Regions from separate parts of the Homo sapiens genome. Here all the other regions are linked to region 2. A link is a loop called in an ENCODE intact Hi-C map of the cell type or tissue named here. Cell type or tissue: heart right ventricle. All regions are shown on one strand. Links, peaks and the distances in the headings refer to the core of each region. The heading gives the core; the rest is flanking DNA.

Region 1 (7,378 bases), core at 1,626-6,625, 430 kb after region 2:
TTCCCAGATTCTCTGCCCAAATCAAATTCAAACCCCATTTATAGCTTGATAAAGACATCCGTTTGACAAATATTTATAAAGCAACCCTTATTTGCTAAATATTATTCTGTGTGCTGAGGACACAATGGTGATCAGAAACAAGCACAGCCTTTGCTGAGAGATTTATTTTTAAAACCAACAAACAAAAACAATCACATCAACTGAATTGATGTTAAAAATTTGAGTTTTGGTCCTGACTAGAGTAGAGTAATGTACTTTATTTATAATCTTACATAAATTATGCAAACCTTCTGAGTCTCAATTTTCTCCATTTGTAAGATTAGCAATGATAATACTTTGGGGTTACTACAAGGATCACAGTCATGCCACACCACCTCACTGCCAACACATACCCAGGTGACAATATCTTTGATACTATTACTCAAATGTACTCCAGGGTCATTCAAAACTACTCAGCCACAGCCTTGGGTACAGTCATATTTTGGGAGATGCAGGATTTGCATAGAAGAGCTGCTGTTGCACCAAAAATATTGGGCACAGGAACTGACCAAGCCTCACCCTCATCCTAACGACACTGGATGTTTTCAGTTTTCCAAGTGGAAAATTCCAAGCCCTCAGAAGTACATGGGACATATCTCATCTTATTTACATGCCAAGAAGGTTGTTAGTTTAGTTTAGCTTTTGTTTTGTTTAACAAAAAGTAATGCAGACAAATCAAAGCAAAATATGCCATCCGTTTCCTTTGATAATGGCAACAGCAGCCCTTATTTTTGTTGTGGCAAGGAAAACCATTAAAAATCCATTTTCAATTAAAATAAGTTCATATAAACTACAAGAAAAAATGGTGTTTAAGAGTTCATAAAATGCACTCTGTCCTCAGGCTCATCGTTTGCTCCAAGTCAGGGTTTCAAAATGAGTCACAAACCCTGCCAGGAGACAGAATGTGAGCACAGCCAGCCCTTGATGGGGGCCTCCTGGCGTGCAGGGACTATTTTGTCTTCTAGTTTTCCAGGGGAATGAAAGAATAAAGAAAGCTTTGCAATTTTTAAACAAAGAGACCCTTCTGTATGTTAATAAGATTTCGATTGCCAGGAAACAGACAATGGGTTTTCTTTCAAGGGCAGAACTCTTCTGTGTGGGATCACATGTTCTCACTTCACAGTTTCTTCCTCGGCACAAGTAGCCCCTCACTCAGTGCAAATGCACGGGGAATTTGGGTACTCAAAGCTCAAAAGCAATTTACCTTCCTCAAAGCAGACAGTTTCTATCGCTAGCACTGTCCTTCCTTTCCCTTCTTTGGAAAAATTTCCATTTGATAAGAAAGAGCTGTGATGAAAGGAAGTTTTACATTTCTGATTTTGCTTGGAGCAAATATCTCAAGGACTATCTAGGTTTATCCTTTGGCTCTCAGTAGTTAGATCCACTTAAGAGTTCTGGATCTAGTACTATTAGAGGCAGTAATGTTGAAACCCACAACACAAATCAATTACCCTTAATCCATAGTCACATGAGTTAACAAAAATGCTACTTCACTGTTGGCAGGATCGTTTTATTAATCCAGGTTTAGTATTGACTACCTACTGCTGATTGGAAGTTCTAGCGTATTCTGTGTGTCTTTAATTTTAGCAATGGGAAAATAAAGTATTACTTTAAAAATATGCATTTATTAAGAAGAGAAGGGCTTTGTGGAGAGAAATAGGGAAATAGGTCCTTGATGGTGAGATCCTGGAAACTGCTGGTCTCCATGGCATTCATACATTTGCTCATACTGTCAACAAGTGTTTATTGAGTACCCATCATGTGGCATTTGTTGGGGTGGATACAGGGATGAATCAGATATGGTCCCTGACTTGACTATGGGACTAGTTCCAGAATTACTTGAAATCCTACAGACAGAAATTGCTGAATTGCTCTGAATAGCCTTGCATGGAAACATAGGAAAAGGAGATGTCCATAAAGCCTCCTTTGGCTTCATGAACTAGCTGTTTGTCTCTTTATTGGCACACATTCCAATTCTAAAGGAAATGTTCCGTGGACTCTCACAAATTCATGAGGCTAAATAAAAACTACTCCCCAAGGACTCATAAGTAAGTGAGTATTTATCGACTTTTAATGGACTCCCTCCAATCGATTCAGGAAGATCAAGAGCTTTGGAATCAGACAGAGTCATATTTGAGTTATAATAACATGTGGCCTTTGGAAGGTTATTTAACTTCCCCAATTCTCATCTTCCTCGTTGTATAATGACAATAATAATGGTACTACTTCATAGTGTTTTTGTAACAATAAAATGAAACAATACATTATAGATAGGTGGTATGGCATAGAGGATAAGAGTGAAGACTTTGGAGCAGAGTGTCTGAATTCAAATCCTGGGTAAGTCACTTATGTAAGAGAATAATAAAAGTGAATAGTAAATTAAATGAAATAAAGCATATAAAATTTCGTAAAATACCCAAGAGATAAGAACTCAATGCAGGTTAATTGTTACTCCATTATTAGTGTTAATGCTTCAAGTGCTTAGAACATAGACAGTAAATACATGTAGTTACTTTCATTTTTTCTAGTTCTGAGTGACTTCAAGGCAGGTGACTGAACTCTATTCATTCAGGTATGTAGTGAATGCTTGTGATGAGCCTCCCAGAGCTTCCCTTCCAGATGGAGAGTGCTCATTCTTCTAGCTTCTGAAAGTGTTGTTGGCTGTCAATTCCCAACTAAGTTTCTGTCTGAGAATTGCCCTCGGCAAAAGAAAGCCACCTCACTCAATGCCACACATGCTCTTTGGAATAACTTGCATGCAATGATTGATGTCTGGGGAGGGGTGGGAGGAGAAATCTGAAGATCCCCCACAGCTCCTGCAGTCTTGGCTGAGGCCTTTGTTCTGACTGCATCACAGTCCAATTTCTTCCTCTACATAGTTCTGTTTCCTGTACTCTCCCATAGGTGTTGATCCCAAGAGAATTCGAGAGTAAACCTTCTGCACACAAATCTTGGTGTCTTAGAGTCTGCTTTCTGGGAAACCCAACCTACAAGTGTAATCTAGATGGCAGGAAATTCTGCGATCATAAAATTTGTCCTTTAGCCAGAGTAAGAATTACGAGTGGCCTCTGACAAACTTAATAAGGGAGAAAAATTACAACTACATTTTCATTTCCAAAATGCCACCAGGGTAGGTTTTCAGCTGCTTTAAGTGTGTTTTGTGGTGGTCAACCAAAAGAAATTGCATTTATGCTTAGGCAGTGTACCGTACATACCCACGTGGGTACCTCTACTTCCTCTGGCAAAGGTGAAAGGCCACCAGAACTAAATGACTTATTGTCAGTGACCACAGAGTCTTAACCTCAGCCAGGATTTCTCTCTGGATACCATGAAGCTATGAATAATATATAAAAGGCTCAGAAAATCTAAAGCTACCTCTCAGAAAACATTTGTCATGGGCACTTAATGGGAGACTTTTCCAGTCCAAACTGCCCAGCAGAAGCTGGAGGATATTGATTACATCATCAGGACTTTTTGTGTACAGTACTCTGTTCAGCTTCATGTCCCCAGTGCATCCTTTCCAAGATAAGAGTGATTATAGCATCCAAATTTGAGTTTGATTTTGTTTTTTAAAAGCCAAATTCAGAAATTTCACTTTCTTTAGAGAAAATGCTAACAGGCAGAAGGAATGAATATAAGTGGAATTTAATTTGACCATAACATCCCAGGTGCTAATATGTCAATGTGTCTTTGGACACTTGCAATCATGCATAATTATCAGAGGTGATTTCTTTGTTTTTTTCCCCTTTAATCAGTGACAACTGCAGGTGCAAAGGATAGAGAAATATGTCATCTGTTCTGTAAGAAAATAATATTCATTAAGTTGTTAATTCTATAATTTCCTCCTGACAGTGACCTTATGAAGTCAGAATCTTTTAACAGTACCATCAGGGAGAGAAATTTTAAGTCAATTAGTCTGAGTTAGAAGAGTATTTCCCATGATGTCATCTCTTCATTATATCTTTGGGAAATCATATTACCTGACACTTTTCTAAATTGTTTGACCATGTTAACATTTTTAAGCAAATTCCTAGGAACTTAATAATGTACAATAAATATTGTCAAGCCATAGAGGTGCCACATATGTGTCTTAATTTGTAATACATTCTCCCTCTTCCTTGTATATTTCCTCCTTGCCATGTTTAGAAAAGTCTCAGAGAATATCGGGTCTGAAAATGTCTTTAAGACATTATAAAGTAGTCATATTCTCTACAAAAAATGTTTCCTGAATTAAATTCCATGGAACAATGCTTCATGAGAGATTAAAGATGTGCCTAAAACAAAAGGTTTTCTTGGCCACATAAGTGTAGGGAATGTTGAAGCCTCTTTGATGTTCACAATACACATAATAGCATATGGAGACCATTATCATATTAAGAACATTGAAATGTCCTGAAGTTAAGGATTTATTTCCCTTTTTTTAAGTTGGGAAACAAATTTATTTGACCTGAGAATAGCCCTGCTACTACCGCCCCTACTAACATGCGTGCATGCATGTGCACACACACACAAATCACCAATGACATCTAGTGGACTTGGTGTTCTACAGAACACTGTTGAAAATATTGCAGTTTCTTTTCAAGGGGCTCAACTTGAGCATCCTTTTCCAGGGGCTCAACTCTAACATATGTTTTAGGGGCTTGGAATTCTCATAGCCTCCCTCCTACTATTACAAGTTTCTTTCTGACCACCCACTAGATCTACTTAGGTTAATGTAAAACAAGTCTATTCCTCTTCAACGTGATATTCCTTTAAATATTTGAAAATAATTGATATTCACATAACCACACCATCTGTATCTTCCCTTATTCTTCTTAAATACCCCCATTTACTTTCCTTAGATTTTTCAGCTTGGAGCCCTCTTATTGTCTTTGTCACTCTTTTCTGTGTGCTCCACTTTGTCTATACTTCCTCTAAAAGGGGTAACCGGAAAATAATGCAATGTTCTCACTTGGGTGTGAAGTGTAACAGAGTATTTCCGCCCTCATTCTGGTTCTTTTATTATGGCCAAAGATTATTTTGGCTATTTTTTCGTTAATGTTTCCCAGTAATTTCATGATCATCTTTTTCCTGGAATTCCTTCATGGCTTCTTCTGCAGTGAGTGGCAGGTATTAGGCAGTATTAGAGGAAGGGGTAGGGAGGAAGCTGCTCTATCTCTGGAAGAGTCAACAGTAGTTTGCTAGCATATATATTCTTCTCCCTCTTTAGCTCAGAGAATCTCCTCTCTGCTTCCAAAGAAGATATAAAGCATGCAGGAGCTGAGATCCCACCAGAACTGCAAGAAAAGTCCTCAAGAGTGATCCAAGGGTAGATAGTGGTCAGAAACTAAGGAATGGGAGCAGAGGAGAAACACGAAAATTTGGATATTCTAGGAGGTAGCTCCAGCTGGTAGTATCAATGGTGCTGCCAGGGGATAATAGCCATCTGAGTAAGTCTCTTCTGGCTGGCTTTAGAGTGAATATGTCAATGGATACAGAGAAATCATACTATTTTTTTTTTTCAAAAATTGGAATCACTGACGTATGTGAATAGTTGGTCATGTAAATTATCTGCCTGACTGACTGAGTCTGTACTTATCAAATACAGAAGCAGGGTTTCCAGGGTGACAAAATGACAGTAGTGTTGCCCTTCCTCAGGGCTTGTGCTCACTTTAGCTTTAAGTAAGTCATTGATTCACTAGCTATTGATTCTAATAGACATCATAGAATATGTCATATGGAAGAGAAGCATTATTAACAACTTGGTATGGTTGTATTCTAGGGAAGCATTTGAAAATGTCATCCTAAAAGAACCCTTGCTATACTTTTTATCTTAAATCTTCCTTCATATTAATCTATAATGCTATAAAAATGACCTTAAAAAGATGAATTAAAATGCTTCCTCATAATAGATCATATCCAGTGCTGGGTTATTTCAAGGGAGATTTGCAGGGATAGGTCTTTAAAAGTTACTTACAGGATTTATTCTAGATGGAACAAAAGGAAAGACACTCGCCATAGAGAGGGCCAGAGGAGCCTTCAGTCAGAAACATGGCGAGGTGTTGAAAATTCAGATAAATGGCTCTCTGTTTGTGTATGTGTTTCTGGAATCTCAGTTAACCTCTAAAGTTATATAGATTCACACCTACAATTGCATTAACTGCATGCCTTTGTATAGATGCTGCTCTCCTGGGTCCTTCTCTCAGCAGTGCCTCTTTTAGATAATCAGGAGCAGTTTTATTCAGGGAATGAGGTAACCAGCATTCACCAGTCTCTTTTTATCAGAGCATTTTTCTACACTGAATTTTGCAACTCACTGCACGTAGTGTCCCTAAAAACAGGTAACATGATACTGTGAAATGACTAATTAAATAGCTAATGTACTGAAATATCAAAATTATCCTAGAGGCAACAAAATATATTAGTTTCATCAATTAACTAAAAGTTGTAAAAATAAATGGAATGCCATGCGTTCTCAGTTTCTCTGCCCTAGACCAGAAGAACCATTTGAAAAATCCCATTATTCTTCACCACTCCACACTGGAAATTTTTCTTTCCACAGCTGGGGTTCAAATTTGGAAGACACCCAGCAAGGGGAGTTGGTGGTGAGCTAGACAATGACACTAGAGATGGCCATGGTCTCTGATGACTGCGTGCATCCGTTGCTCATCACCTTTACCAACACTGACCCCAGGGACAGGCCAAGGCAAGGAAAGAGTCTTCTCCAAAGCAGTTAAAGTCTCTCAGGCAGAACTGTTTAGAGGGATAGTGCTATTTTCAAGTGAAAGAATGAATAAATACTTTCTAACTTAAAGTTGCAGTCGGCAGGAAAGAACCTAAAGAATTTTGTTGCTAATTTTATTGGGAACTCATGTCCCACTGGAAGTCATTAAGTGGAAGTTATTTGAAAATATTTTTAATTGTGTGACCTTTTAGCTACTAATAATAGAATGTATTTTATAATAGGTCTTACTCCTGGCATTGAGTTACATTTTAGGAGATGAAAAAGTTTTGGTATTAAAAAAGTACAAATATTTGTTAATATCCCACCAAAGTAAGGTATTCTAAATAAATGTAAAAAATGTTGCTGACAAAATACTTACCAGTTTTGAAAGTTGCTCTATTTCTAATGACAAAAGTTTATAATGTTGATTTATTTTCTTAGCTACATTAAACCAGTATATCTAGTGGAATTCAGTGAAAAACCAAATAATACCATATATAGTTGACTGAAGAATTACAAATACTTGAGTCTAAACTGGGCTGTATCACTAATGGAGTATGTATGGAAGAGAGCACCATCAATATCGCATGTCTACACTGCCATGCTAATGTCCAGAGTGGACAGCTTCCTAGCTGA
Region 2 (7,378 bases), core at 1,071-6,070:
ATCTATGAATTACTATATCTACCTTCCAGACCATCCTTTTGGTCCTGGTGACCATGAAGCATTTTAGTAAGATTGCTGTTACTTTTAGTGCTATGTGTATCCCTACAGTATCCCATGATTCATTCAAATAAACAAATGAACAAACAAGCAAACAAACAAAGGACAAAGAATATATTAGGACGCTTATTCTTTTTTTTTTTTTTTTTTGAGGTGGAGTCTCACTTTGTCACTCAGGCTGGAGTGTAGTGGTGTGATCTTGTCTCACTTCAACCTCCACCTCCTGGGTTTAAGCGATTCTCCTGCGTCAGCCTCCCAAGTCACTGGGACTAAAAGTGTGCACCACCACGTCTGGCTAATTTTTTTTTTGTATTTTTAGTGGAAATGGGGTTTCATCATGTCAGCTAGGCTAGTCTCAAACTCCTGACCTCAAGTGATTCTCCTGCTTTGGCCTCCCAAAGTGCTGGGTTTACAGGCATGAGCCACCACATCCAGCCAGGATGCTTATTGTTTTGTACTTTGAATTATAAAATAATAAAAGCTAACAAAATAAAATTAAGTAATTATATTTTTAAAAAATCAGAAATACATTCATTAATGTATTAAAACTATAAAACTAGTGGAAAGTAAAATTCTTAGTCCCACCTTTTTCTATTCATTCTGTTTCCATCTCTTCACCTAGTTTCCTTCCCACATTAATCTTCAGATAAGAATTTTTATTAGTTTCTTTGTGTATCCTATGAGAGTTTTTTCATGCAAATGCAAACAAATAGAATATATATTCTTATTCTCCTCCCTTCTTTTAACCCAAAATGCTATACTGTTCTGCACCTTTTTTTTTCACCTCTAGAGTATATTTTGTAGATCTTTCCATATCAGTGCATAGAGTGTTTCTTCCATTTATTTAGCTGAATAATATTCCATTTAATGTGTGTACATACTGTCGTTGGGTGCAGTGGCTCACGCCTATAATCCTAGCACGTTGTCAGGCCAAGACAGGTGGATTGCCTGAGCTCAGGAGAGCAAGACCAGCCTGGGTGACATGGTGAAACCCTGTCTCTCCTAAAAATACAAAAAAAATTAGCCAGGCATGGTGGCGCATGCCTGTAGTCCCAATTACTTGGGAGGCTGAGGCACAAGAATAGCTTGAACCCAGGATGTGGAAGTTACAGTGAGCCAAGATGGCGCCACTATACTCCAACCTTGGCAACAAAGCAAGTCTCACAAAAAAAACAAAAAAAGTGTGTATATGCTATACATTATTTAACCAATCCATCATTGATGACTATTCGGATTGTTTCACTGTTTTTTTTTGTTTGTTTGTTTGTTTTTGAGACGGAGTCTCACTTTGTTGCCCGGGCTAGAGTGCAGTGGTGCAATCTCAGCTCACTGCAACCTCCACCTCCCAGGTTCAAGCGATTCTACTGCCTCAGCCTCTCAAGTAGCTGGGACTATGGTGCATACCACCATGCCCGACTAATATTTGTATTTTTAGTAGAGACAGGGTTTCACTATGTTGGTCAGGCTGGTCTCGAACTCCTGACCTCAGGTGATCCACCCACCTTGGCCTCCCAAAGTGGTGGGATTACCGCTGTGAGCCACTGCGCCCGGCCCAATTTTTTGTTTGTTTGTTTGTTTGTTTGAGCCATGTTCTTACTTTGTTGCCCAGGCTGGAATGCAGTGGCACGATCATGGCTTACTGATGCCTCAATCTCTTGGGCTCATGTGACCCTCCCACCTCAGCCTCCTGAGTAGCTGGGACCAGAGGCATGCACCACCATGCATGGATAATTTTTAAAATTTTCTTGTAGATATGGGGTCTTGCCATGTTGCTCAGGGTGGTCTTGAATTCCTGGCCTCAAGCAATCCTGCTGCCTTGGCCTCCCAAAGTGCTGGGATTATAGGAGCAAGCCACTGTGCCCAGCTGGATTGTTTATGATAATTTGCATACTAGTTCATATTTATTGGAGTAAGCTCACTATATTCTGGGCATGATGCTATAATTGTTGTATTTGGATTATCTCATTTAATATAATACCCCTAGGGGTCAGATAATATGATTTCCACCTTTCAGATATGAAAACAGAAAGTCAGAGAGATGAACAAACCTGCCCAAGATTTGAACCCAGATTATCTGTTTTCAGAGCACATATTTGTATAAATGAAACACAAATTAGAGGCCCACAGCACTTTGGAAGGCCAAGGCAAGAGGTTCACTTGAACTCAGCAGTGTGAGGCCAACCTGGGCAACATGATGAAACCTTAGCTCTACAAAACATATAAAAATTAGCTGAACATGGTGGCATGTGCCTGTGGTCCCTGCTACTCAAGGGACGGCTAAGGTGGGAGGATCACCTGAGCTCAGGAGGTTGAGGCTGCAGTGAGCTGTGGTCACACCACTGCACTCCAGCCTGGGTGACAGAGCAAGACCCTGTCTCAAAAAAATAAAAAAATAAAAAAAACAAAACAAAAGAAATACAAATTAGTACTCATTTTGGTTTTAGAAAAATTTTCCTCCTAAGAAGTTTCTAGTTAGGTATTTGTGAATATTCTTCCCTGGTTACTAAGATTTTTTTTCACAAACATTTTAAGAGGTTGCACAATTCAGGATTTTACTTCTTTTTTTTTTTTTTTTTGAGACAGAGTCCCTCCCTGTCACCCAGGCTGGAGTGCAGTGGCACGATTTCGGCTCACTGCAGCCTCTGCCTCCAGGGTTCAAGCAGCTGTCCGACCTCAGCCTCCTGAGTAGCTGGGATTACAGGCATGTGCTACAGGTGTGCTACCACACCTAGCTAATTTTTGTATTTTTAGTAGAGATGGGGTTTTGCCATGTTGGCCAGGATGGTCTCGAACTCCTGACCTTGTGATCCACCCGCCTAGGATTTTACTTTTTTTAACCACATTGTTTATTCTTTCTTGGCCTGTGGAATATTTAACGATGAATCTGATATTAAAACATATCTGTTTAAAGATTGTTTAAAGAATTATAGCTTAAAATTAAGGGGTGGCCTGACATTTTCTGAGTGATTGATTTTTATTTTAGGTCTATTGCATGCTGAGCTCTTGGTATGAAAACAAAAACAACTTTCCGTTTAGGCACCACAAGTTTGAAGTGTAGATCAAATAAATGACCTTGTCCTTTTTTACCCTTCCTCCACAGGACTTTACATAAGGCAGTTACAGAACCACTGAAATCTTTGTATTTTATGTCTTCCTTCTCAGAGCTGTTTGACTTAATTCAAATTTAAACCAAATGAAATGTATCTTGTACTTGCAGGCTACTGCTACAATGTGCATTGCAATAACTGAAAAACCCAGATGCCATTCAGAAACCCAAACAAATCTGGGCCTTCTCCTAAATTTAGCAAATGCCTGTCGCTATTAAAAACCATAACGACAAAACTTCTTATCTCCTCGTGATTGTAATTTGATTCTTGCCATTTGCAGCCATCGGGGTCACCAGGGCAAAAGCTTGTCCAGTGTGGAAAAGTACAACGGCACCTGTCCAGAAGTCTGTCCAGAAGGGAAGTGTGAAACCTTGTATTTCCTAATCTATTTAAACCTTAAACAACTTTCCTATGAAGAACCGGATGCCAACAGAGAGTATTAATCTAGTGGCCTCACTTTAAATTAATGCACAGATCACAGCATTTAATGCAGTGCTTCCAGCAGAGATGGGCAGCATCTTATTATGTGTAATGATAAAGCATTTAATAATCATCATTTTACTGAAATCTTCCTTTGAATAAGGCATTGCTTGGCAGCCATTTTTCATTCTCAAACTGTTCACAGTGTGACACTTTAAATGGAAAAAGCAACACCACCTGGAGTACTTATTAGCTTAACAAGCACTTGCCTGGGAGCCTAGGAAGATTCACTGTGTTTCACTCCCTCCTGAGTGGTTTAACTCCAGAGCTTAATGGTATTCTTTGACTCTAGGGCCTGGAGCAGTCTGCCACTAGGGGATGCTCTTGCTTCTTCACTCCAACTCCTGGCCGGTTCAATTCTGACCTTATCAGCCTCAATACAAGAGAGGAGGAAAAAGGAGGCTTTTACTCTTCCCCAGTGAGTTTGTTCCTCTGAAACCCCCAGAGTCAGCTAAATCTGTTGGAACAATTCAGAGCAAAATGAAATGACTAGTAAATGAAATAGCTTCGTTAAAATGTTTTCAAATATCTCCCTGTGGTGAACCAGAATTGCTTCCTGATATCATCGGTGGAGTAATAGTTTCATTAGGGTTTGGGGATGTTAACAGTGTTTGAAGAGCTGCCAAGGGAGGTGAGGGCAAATGGGGAAGAGCTGGTGTCACAGGAGATGAGGAGAGGGCTGTGCCCTTATTGACCCTTCCCCAGTCTGGCAGAAATCTGCTTTATCCTTCTACTGATTTAGCTTTGGCTCAGACACCATTTATTTGCCAAAGCATGCCCATATACCAGTTTTGGGGTTTGTTAGAAATAAAAGTCCAGGGGGTCACATGAACTTGAGAAATTCTGGGTTGAAAAAGTTAAAAAAGTTTTACTTGTTACAGAACTTTCAGAACATTTAATTTACAATGCACTGTGCTTTGCAAATCCAAGCTGGGCATTTGCTGGGAGTAATTGTTGACTGGGTTCTTCATCTTGAAATTCTCCTGAATTGGCTTGATGTTGCACTGTTTTGGTTTTTCTTCTTTTTCTGTAACCTCTCCTTTTTGGGACTTTTTTTCTTCTTACTCCTGAACAGGGGCATTTCTTGTGGTTTTATGGTTCATTATGTTCAGTCTCTAGAAGATTCACTGAAGTCCATGATTTTAGTTAGATACCTCCATGCTAGCAGCTCCACCCATGTCCCCCTCCAAGAGACATAGGTGAAGCCTGTCTCTTCCCAAAGAGACCTCCATTATATGTTGGATGCTTTCCCCAAAGTAAAAATGTCCCCTCTCCAAAACCATCTCTTCCTTTTTGACTTCTAATTTTCTTCCTCCTTTAAATTTTTCTTAAATTCTTTCAATTCTCTGAGTCAATCAGACTTGAAACCATATTTAATCACTAAACCCTGTGAATTCTTCTGCCTTTTTTGTCTTTCCTTTTTTTTTTTTTTTTTTCCTGGGACAACGTCTTGCTCTGTTGCTCAGGCTGGAATGCAGTGGTGCCATCTTGGCTCACTGCGACCTCTGCCTCCCAGGTTCAAGTGATTCTCCTACCTCAGCCTCCCAAGTAGCTGGAATTACAGTTGTCCACCATGTTGTCCAGGGGTTGTCACCATGTTGGCCAGGCTGGTCTTGAAATCCTGACCTCTCCAGTGATTCACCTGCCTCGGCCTCCCAAAGTGCTGGGATTACAGGTGTGAGCCATCGTGCCCAGCCCCTTCTTTTTTTGTTGTTTCTGTTTTTGTTTTTGTTTTTGAAACAAGGCATTGCTCTGTCACCCAGGCTGGAGTGCAGTGACCTGCTCATAACTCACTGCAGCCTCAACCTTCTGGGCCACCTCAGCTTTCTGAGTAGTTGAGACTACAGGCATGTGCCATCATGCCCAGCTAATTTTTGTGTTTTTTGTAGAGACAGCTGTGTCAATCCCTTTTTAAATGAGGCCTTGATCCCCTTGTCTAAACTACTGAAATAAATTCCAAGTCACGCTTCCTGCTTCCTTTCCTTACCTATTCTATGTAGGCTGCACACAGCTACTGTTTCAATCAATCTAAAACACTGCTTTGATTCTTTCTTAAAAACTTCCAGTGGGTGAATTCTCAGTGACTCATTGTGTGAATAAAGTCCATACAACTTATGCTAGCAGTAAAACTTCCCACAGTGTTGCTCCCACCTGCATTTAAAGCCTTTGTGCTAATGGTTCCTCCATTAAAATTGCAGACAGAAGAAATGCTCTTGTGATGTTACAGATATGAAGGTAGGAGTGTGCAAGGCAATTGGGGAAAGGAAGTTTCTGTAACCCTTTCAGAATTGAATGATCTATGGGATACCTGAGCTGAACAATTCAAGTTCTAAATTACTATAAATATATCCAAATCATCCTCTAGATTAAGGATATTCTGTAAATGGGCTAATACGGTCCTTTATAGCATGTAAAGAACAAAAATAAGGAAGGATATAGCTTAAGGCTTCTACCTGTCAAAGCTGATAGCCTATCATATTACACATTTTAGAAAATATTGATCAAATTCAGGATGAAAAAATTAATACATGCATGTATATATAAATAAAAAGCTACTGTAGCAGATGCTGTTGGTACCCTACCCATATTCCTTCATCGCTCGCCTCTAAATGACAAAGGTAAACACCTGCAAATATTGCAAATGCTACAATTCCCTGCTTGAAAACCTTTACTTATGGCTGCAGGCGTGTGCTTAGCTTGCCCCCAGGGCAAGCTGGTAGTGCCAGAGAGCCAATGGGTTCAGAAGCTACCTTCATCATCAGCGATGGGTTTCCTTACCCCTTAATTGGACTAACTCTTTTTTTTTTTTTTTTTTTGGGGGACAGGCTCTCGCTCTGTCACCCAGGCTGCTCTTCAGCAGTGCAGTCTCTTCAGTGGTGCAATCTCACTTCACTGCTGCCTCTGCCTCCTGGGTTCCGGTGATTCTCGTGCCTCAGCCTCCTGAGTAGTTGGGATTACAGGCATGAACCACCATAACTGGCTTTTTTTTTTTTTTGTATTTTTAGTAGAGATGGGGCTTCACCATCATGGCTAGGCTGGTCTTGAACTCCTGACCTCAAGTGATCCACCCACCTCAGCCTCCCAAAGTGCTGGGATCACAGGTGTGAACCACCACACCTGGCTGGACTAACTCTTAATTGCAGAGTTCGTGTGCAATGTCTTTCAGAGTTCCTCATTAGAACTGAACTCAAATTGCCCACTGGAGTCTCTTGCTTGATAAAACACCCTTTATTGACTTTCTTTTCTCCCCAATCTCACTTTCCCACTTCCAGTGGTGCTTTCTAAGATTATCTCTTAAAACAAAAACAAAAACAAACTACTTGCAATTGAATTCTTGTTTCTGAATCTACTTCTGGGGGAACCCAAACTAAGAGAGCCGCTGAAATGGAATTGTATATTGAGAATTTAAGATGAGTCTATGGCATCTGGAATTTATGCAGTTGGAGCTGAATAAAAAATATTTCTTTCAGGAGTCAGGATCTTTGTCTCTGTGACAAAATTTCTTCCACACAAATCACTAAAGCTTTGAACAAAAGATGCGGAAGCTTTGTCTCTGGAAACCACCATTAATTTATGAGGGGAGGATAGGGGTTGTCTTTATTATTCCAGTGCTTTGGATATAGGAAGAAAAAGTCATTAAAGCTAGAAAATCTTCACTAATGGAATGTTTACTTATAAAATTATTCTTAACTCAAATTTTCTTTCCCGCTTAACATTTATTCTACCTCACTCAT
Region 3 (7,378 bases), core at 925-5,924, 440 kb after region 2:
GTATTTGCTCTAACTTTTAAATGGCATCTATGATTCTCCATTAACCATAAAACATTATCTTGAACTGAAAAAGTAATCTTTCTAAATTGATGTTCTGAATTAATGGGCATGTTTTAAAGGAACGATTTCAGATGGACTTCTAAAACATGAATAATACATTGGTCATAAAGAGCAGGCATTAAGCTAGCATTTAGAATCACTCCATGAACACAGAATAGAAGAAGACAAAAGATAGTTTGTCCAATATTTTGTTGACATATTTGGCCAGAAGATTAAGTGCCAAGTCATCCATCCAGAAATGCGACTTATTTTTAGAAAGAGTAGACTCAATAATTAAGGTTTCAGATTTATTCAGCTCTTATTCAAATAAAAGGTAGAACTTTTCACATTTTTCAGTTATTTTCCACAGCAAAATGAAAATCTGAAATCCAAATGATCAACTCGTCAATTAAAGAAATATTTGAATCTAGAATGAGAAATCCATTTTCATTTGTCACTTAAGGAAAGTTATTTTTGTTATAAGTTTTATATTCATAACAGTTCCCATTATTTTGCTCTTATAATTTTAATTCATTTGTTTGCCTAGAAATTGTTTTAGATAAGAAATATAAAAATGCGGCTGATATCTATGACTGACATCAGTTAACAGAAGATCATTTATGGACAAGAAATTATATGAATTACTAAAAATTACAATATTAAGTTCCTGTTGGAAAATTTTTATTTCAAACCTACAACCATTTAGAAAAAAATATCCTAATTCAGAGCAAGCCATGTATCAAAAAATCTAAATTCTCTTTTACTTCATATAATTAAAAATTATATTTATGTTTCATTAAACTAATATAAAGAATCATTCATTCAATATATATGTATTGCCCACCTACTCTGGGCACTAAGCACTGAGGAGTTAATGGTGAATAAAATCAAATCATTCCCTTCCTTCATACAACTCATAATCTAGAGGTAGGTGGGTGTGTGCAGATGTTAGCAAGTAATCACAAAAATAAAAGCATAATTACAAACTGGTTCTATAAACAAAATGATTCTATTACAGCATATAATAGGGAGACTTGGACACAGTCAAAATAGTCAGGATATTGATTTGAGTATTTTCTTTCCAAAAGTCCAAATAGTAATTGATGAAGCAAGGCAACATTAGATTTGTGTCCAAATAATATGATCTCTGCAGACTTGGGCTTTCCTTGAGATTTTTCCAAATGATGTCTTTGGCTAAATCTAACCAGACAAGACAAAATAACTTGAGAGCAAAAATGGAATTCAGAGATCTAGTCTAACCCTCTTATTGGATAGATGTGGAAACAAATCATGAGAGAGGGTGAGTGGCTTGCCCCTGCTTGTTTTCACTCAGTGGCAAAGATGAAATTGGAACCCATTATGCTAAAATCCTGTCCAGAGGTTATCCTTCTTCATATTATTCTGGGTCTGGTTTATCTAACGTTATCTACTCTGATGCACTAAGGCAATAACTGGAATAGCAATATGATGATAAGAAAGCCTAGAGAATGAGAATATTCATAAGATAACATTGTTTTCTGAACACAGCCTGTCATTCAGCTCAGGCTAGTAGTGAATAGAAAAAAATAGCTTATGCAAACAGTCAAATATCTTGGTAAGTGTCCAATTATTTACCATGTTTCATCCTTTACTCCAAATTTATACATACATATGTGTACACACACACACACACACACACACACACACACACACATTCAGGTCACTAAAGCCTCTAACTTTACAGATCCCAACTTTAACTCATTTAACTCATGGTTAACTCCATATTTAATTTTTGCTACATACTTATTTGCCTTTATCCAAATGAATATTTATTAGAGCAGTTTCTTTTCTTTTTTTCTTTTTTCTTTTCTTTTTTTTATTTTTTCTTTTTGAGACGGAGTCTCACTCTGTCGCCTGGGCTGGAGTGCAGTGGCACTATCTTGGCTCACTGCAATCTCCACCTACTGGGTTCAAGTGATTCTCCTGCCTCAGCCTCCCAAGTAGCTGGGACTACAGGCACCCACCACCACGCCTGGCTAATTTTTTGTATTTTTAGCAGAGAGGAGGTTTCACCATGTTGGCGTGGCTGGTCTCGAACTCCTGACCTCAGGTGATCCGCCCGCCTCGGCCTCCCGAAGTGCTGGGATTACAGGCGTGAGCCACCATGCCCAGCCTAGAGCAGTTTCTAGTTTACAGAAAACTTACCCAGAAAGTACAGAGAGTGCTCATATACAACCCTTACTCACCAACACCTAGCTAGTTTCTCCTATTATTAACATCTTGCATTAGTGGAGTATATTTGTTAGAATTGATAAACTAGTTGTAATATAGTATTATTAACTGAAGTTTAGAGTTTACATTAGGGTTCACTCTGTGTTGCACAGTTCTATGGGTTTTGACAAATGCATGATGTCCTCTATCTACCATTACAGTACCACAGTTTCACTGCACTAGAAATGCTCTGTGCTGTCTACCTGTTCACCCACCCTCCCCTAAACCAAAACCTTACAACTGATCTTTCGCCTTTACTGTCTCTATAATTTTGAATGTGTATGTTGTGGTAAAATATATATTAATATATTTATTAATTTAACATATAAAATTTACCATTTTAAATATTTGTAAGTGTAAAGTTCAGAGGGATTAGGTACATTCACATTGTTGTATTATACAACCATCACCACTCTCCAACTATCTCTATAAACTTGCCTTTTACAGAATGTCATATGGTTGAACTTACATGCTATGCCGTCTTTTCAGAATGTCTTTTTCACTTATCAATGTGCATTTAAGCTTCCTTCCTGCCCTCTTGTGGCTCATTTATTTTTATCACGGAATAATGTTCCATTGTATAGATTTAACAGTTTGTTTATCCATTCAACTACCGAAGTACATCTTGTTTGCTTCATCTTCGTTCCTTCTAAGTTTTGGCAATTGTGAATAAAGCTGTTATCAACATCCACGTGCAGGTTTTTGTATGGATATAAGTTTGCAATTCATTTTGGTAAGTACCTAAGGTTGCTATTACTGGATCATATGGTAAGACTAAGTTTAGCTTTGTAAAAAACTGCAAAACTGACTTCCAAAATAGCTGTTCCATTTTGCATTCCCAACAGGAATGAATAAGAGTTTCTGTTGCTCCATATTTGGTGGGACATTTGGTATTGTCAGTGTTTTGGATTTTAGCCATTCAAAGTCGTGGTATCTTGTTTTAATAAATTGATATTTTAGGATTTTCCAAATTAAAATGTCAAAGAGATGCCTCAGCACAGTAAAGTTAGAAAAAATTAGAAAAAAATTCTTTACCTATTAAAATGATTTCTGGTTCACTAATGGCAAGGCTTGTCACTTAGTAGATTTGGTTTACTCTGGACATTTATTAGATCAGATTCATAGATCTTTAGCAATCTCTCACTCCAAGGAAAGTAATTTATCTCTCCTCTGAAATCTCACAGCACCTCAACACCTTATAGACACCATTCTACATTGTAACAGTGTATTGCTCTGCCAATCTTTCTCACTTAATTTTGGAGTCAAAAAGGCAGGGAGCTTGGTGTAGCTGTGTCTGTGCAAGCACAACATCTGTAGATACTAGTTACCAACCTATAGTTGTTTTTTATTATGGCAGCTATTAAAGGAAGACATGGAAGATGAATGTGAACTCACCCTGGTCTTCAGTTTTACTATTTTCTCTCTAACACCTTTGTCCTGAGTTATAATTGTCTCAGTCTTTCCCTACTCTTAACACCAGATCAACTGGAGGCGCTATTATTCAAAGAATCACCAAAGAGGTGCAGGAAAGACTGAGAGAGGAAAAACATATATAATCCAAAACCAGGTAACTGGGCAATAAAAAATAAAATTTAGCTGGGCTTCTTACTCTTTCTCTTTTATTCTATACCTCTCTTGTTAGCAGCTGAATCAGTCTCTGTCATAGGCATTACACTCTTTGGGATGGTGAGCAATTGTTCTCCAAAACACTAAGTAAAAATAGTTCAGTGGAGATTTTTTAGAGATGTTCTCTGGCAGCTCCAGTGGATATTTGGAGAAACAAATACTTTTTCCAAGTTATTAGTTAACATATCATGGAATTCCTTATTGTAAAATGCTTCTCACACTTTGAGGTAGGTTAATAGTATTAGCCCCGTTTACTAAATGAGTTAGAGGAGTAGCTGCTCTGGATGCTATTTTCAAAACAAGGACATCATTGCTTGTGTGACATTATGATCTAATAGACGTTCTAAATGGACCCTAATGTACCATTATCTTAAAATATAGATGAGTTAGTAATTGCGCAAAGGTAGGAGGATGAAAAGAAGTAATCATGGTACAGCTGAGAATTCTTGTCAGAAAGTCATTTTTGTTGTTGTTGTTGTCTTTGTATCTAATGTCAGATGTCATGAGAGTAGGATTTTGAATCAGTGAGGGAAACCAGAAAAAAACATTCCTGGTAATATTTTCCAATGTCAATAGGTAGCACTCTAGCTTAACTAGTTAATTAACAAGACAAGGAAGCTTGTGCAAATATAATAATAAAGGTCTTCCAACTTTGAAAATAGATGTTTTTCCTACAGAAATCCCATCACCATCATATAAGATGACCACTTACAAATACAGAAAATTACTGAGTTTTTTTGTTTGTTTGTTTGTTTGTTTGTTTGTTTTAGATTGCAAGACCATCGGGCCAGGTGTGATATTGAATATGTTTGGTGCTTGGCAGCCTCCGTAATGCAGACTTATTAAGTACAGAGGCACTGGGGAAGAGCAAGACCTGCAGCTGATACCATGACTGCTTGGCAAAGGAGAAGGAAGACTTTTAAACCTCCTGGGAATGAAAATAAGCCATTTCCTTCAGAAAAAGCATGGAAATACAGGACTGAGCTCTGGAAAATTTGCCAAAAGAAGTGAAAAATAGTAGGGTCTAAAAAGGTCAAATAATAACCACACATCCATGTACTTGCTCTGGTTTTCCAGTAGTTGGATCTAAAACCTGCGATTCAAAATTTCTGGATGATTTTAATGTGATTTACTCATCTTTTCTATGATTTATTGACAATATCCATCTACAGATACTGACAGTGCAAAGGATTAGAAAGAGTCCACATATCCATGTGTTACAAGTTCTGCACATGCAATGTGAAGACCCCTAGCTCTATCTAGTAGTTGTTTAAATGGTCAGAAAATTATTCTTAGGTTGGGTCTTTTGTTTCCAAAGCAAGATTTATTTCTTAAAAGGATGGCTGCACTTATTAGAGGTTGTTAGGATGCTAAGCATGGCTTTAGGATCAAAGAAGCTATCAGAAGTTCAAAATTTTATGTCAGGATAAAAAGTTTCATCATGATCATCAAACAGCTCCTATGGAGGACTGCTACTTTCAGAAGAATAACTTCTTTCAAATTTGGAGATGGTTAAATGCTCCTATTGGGAAAAGGGATGGAGTTCTTTAAACTTTTCCTTGTATTAAATTCTGCCACAAGTTGTGTTAAAAGGACATTATCACTGAGAAATCAACATTCCTTTAAACTGAAGCAACTAGAGCACATCCCACTTCATGCAGGATGTGGAGTTGAAGATGAAGAACTGACAAAAGCATTCCACACTTTCCCCTCATGAAATGGTCCAAGAGTTTAAAGCAGAGGTTCTTGTACTTTGGAGGTTTAAATAACACTTCAAAATCCTAGAATTTTTTGCTCCGCACTTGAGGAGATTTAAAGACTCACAAATGCACTAAGCAAGCCAGTGATCATTACAACACAATTGCATGCATCACAGGTCTTTAAATTATCCTGTAGTTACAGAGCACTAGCCCCTTACTTGTCCTTTAGCACTGTGGATACTCTGCTTACTTCCCTAACTGCTGTACCCATAAATTCCCAAAGGAAAGTTCTGGAATGTCCTAGTAAACATGCAGGATTGGATTTTTTTTTTTTTTGGTAGTGCTTTGCAACATTTTGTTGCAGAAAATTGTAGCCAGCTATTCACTGTGGTGCCCTACTTGCTCAGCTGGGCTAATATCTGTGGATGACTCCGCAATGGGTGAAGTTGATAAAGACCTCTCTCACACCTCCTGTGCCAGAAATTTTCACTGTCTCCTGCATCACAAGAGACCATAATATGCACACAGCTCCCTCTCTCACGTTTTTAAGCCCAGTTTAGGCTCTCCTCCCACTTCTATTCTTTCATAGCTCAGTTGTTTCATTTTTTAAATTCCGTCCTCTGTTTTCTCATTGAAAACGAATGAGGCATATTTGATTTAAGCTAAATCTACAGCATAGAGGTCCTCAGAGTTCTATTTGCTACAGTTCCCACTACCTGACCCCATGTCTACTATACTCTTCATCTTCTCTCTGATTCTTTTTCTTTACTTGCCCTGTTTCTCCATTCTTTTTCCTTTTTCTCCATCTGAAGCTCTAAGAGTAAGGGAAACAATCTTAGGATATTAGGTTCTATTCCCATAGGAAGAGTATACTATGAATTTTCATGGAATTCTTTCTTCTTAGAGTATAGATGCATTCCATTGAAAGACTCCTTCAAGGTATGGAATAATTGGGTAATTAGGTACAGATTACATCATTCTTACATCATGCTTAAAAAAATACAATAGGGTATTCTGAGCATATAACGTGAATCAGCATAATCAGGTGCAATTCTTTCCCAAGACAAGGTCAAGAAAAATTTCCCGAGTGTCCACCTAGAAAATAGAGTATGGCAAAAGTTCCAAAGAGCTTTATGAAGTACAGTAATTATAAACAAAATTATTTTTCCCAGGAAGTTACCTCTTAAAGTGTAATAAGTATATTGCATAAGCAAAATCTCTTATATGTTAAATTCCGTTTTATGTCTTTGTTTTTTGTTTCCTGTTTGTAGAATCTGGGACTGGTAACATAAGCTTATTTTGTACAACTTTATGGCTTTGTCTTCAGCTTGAGTAAAAAGCTCTAAAAAAAAGATTTCTGGTCTTATAGTTGACAGAAGTCACCAAACCATACTTTATACTATTGTTTGTGGCAAGGACTGGAGAAAGTATTAAATTATGTTTTATAAAGTATTAAATTATGCTTTATAAACTATAAATTATGTTTTATAAACTATCAAAGAAACCACAAATCCTCAGAGCAGATACCTTTTTTTTGAGGCAAACTTGTTCTAATTTTTGGATTTCTTAGATATTTAAGAAAACAAACAATCAGGGTAGAAGATATCCTAGCTCACTAGGTCCCTCTGACATGTGCTTTCATCATGCCACACACCTTTCTCACTCCCCATTCCCCACCTCTTGACATTTCACATCAGTGTGACTTTATTAGTATATCACACGAATGTCTCTTCCCATTGGAGTGTGAGCTTTAGGCTAGCAGG

The links. Hi-C counts contacts between places; a loop is a spot of excess contacts. Peaks named below come from ENCODE experiments on the same cell type or tissue, not always from the same donor. Only the 100,000 strongest peaks of a DNase experiment are listed, where the experiment ranks them.
Region 1: it touches region 2 in a loop (6-fold over the local background); 24 of 110 quality-filtered maps call a loop at or near these places.
Region 3: a loop joins it to region 2, with 6 times the contacts of the local background. A loop is called at or near these places in 24 of 110 quality-filtered maps.

The regions. Positions count from the first base shown.
Region 1 is chr5:41,333,922-41,341,299 of GRCh38, forward strand. All of the region lies in intron 2 of PLCXD3 (phosphatidylinositol specific phospholipase C X domain containing 3), which reads right to left. Among named protein-coding and RNA genes, the nearest start is that of C6, 120 kb to the left of the region's middle. RefSeq lists a silencer at 853-902. In heart right ventricle, for the core only: a CTCF peak has its summit at 4,571 (motif pointing left); no DNase peak of the experiment used is centred there; H3K27ac peaks cover 106 bases.
Region 2 is chr5:40,900,943-40,908,320 of GRCh38, forward strand. No RefSeq gene overlaps it. Among named protein-coding and RNA genes, the nearest start is that of C7, 4.9 kb to the right of the region's middle. In heart right ventricle, for the core only: CTCF peaks have their summits at 3,957 (motif pointing right) and 4,160; a DNase peak (open chromatin) is centred at 3,959; H3K27ac peaks cover 2,357 bases.
Region 3 is chr5:41,343,989-41,351,366 of GRCh38, forward strand. All of the region lies in intron 2 of PLCXD3 (phosphatidylinositol specific phospholipase C X domain containing 3), which reads right to left. Among named protein-coding and RNA genes, the nearest start is that of C6, 130 kb to the left of the region's middle. In heart right ventricle, for the core only: no CTCF peak of the experiment used is centred there; no DNase peak of the experiment used is centred there.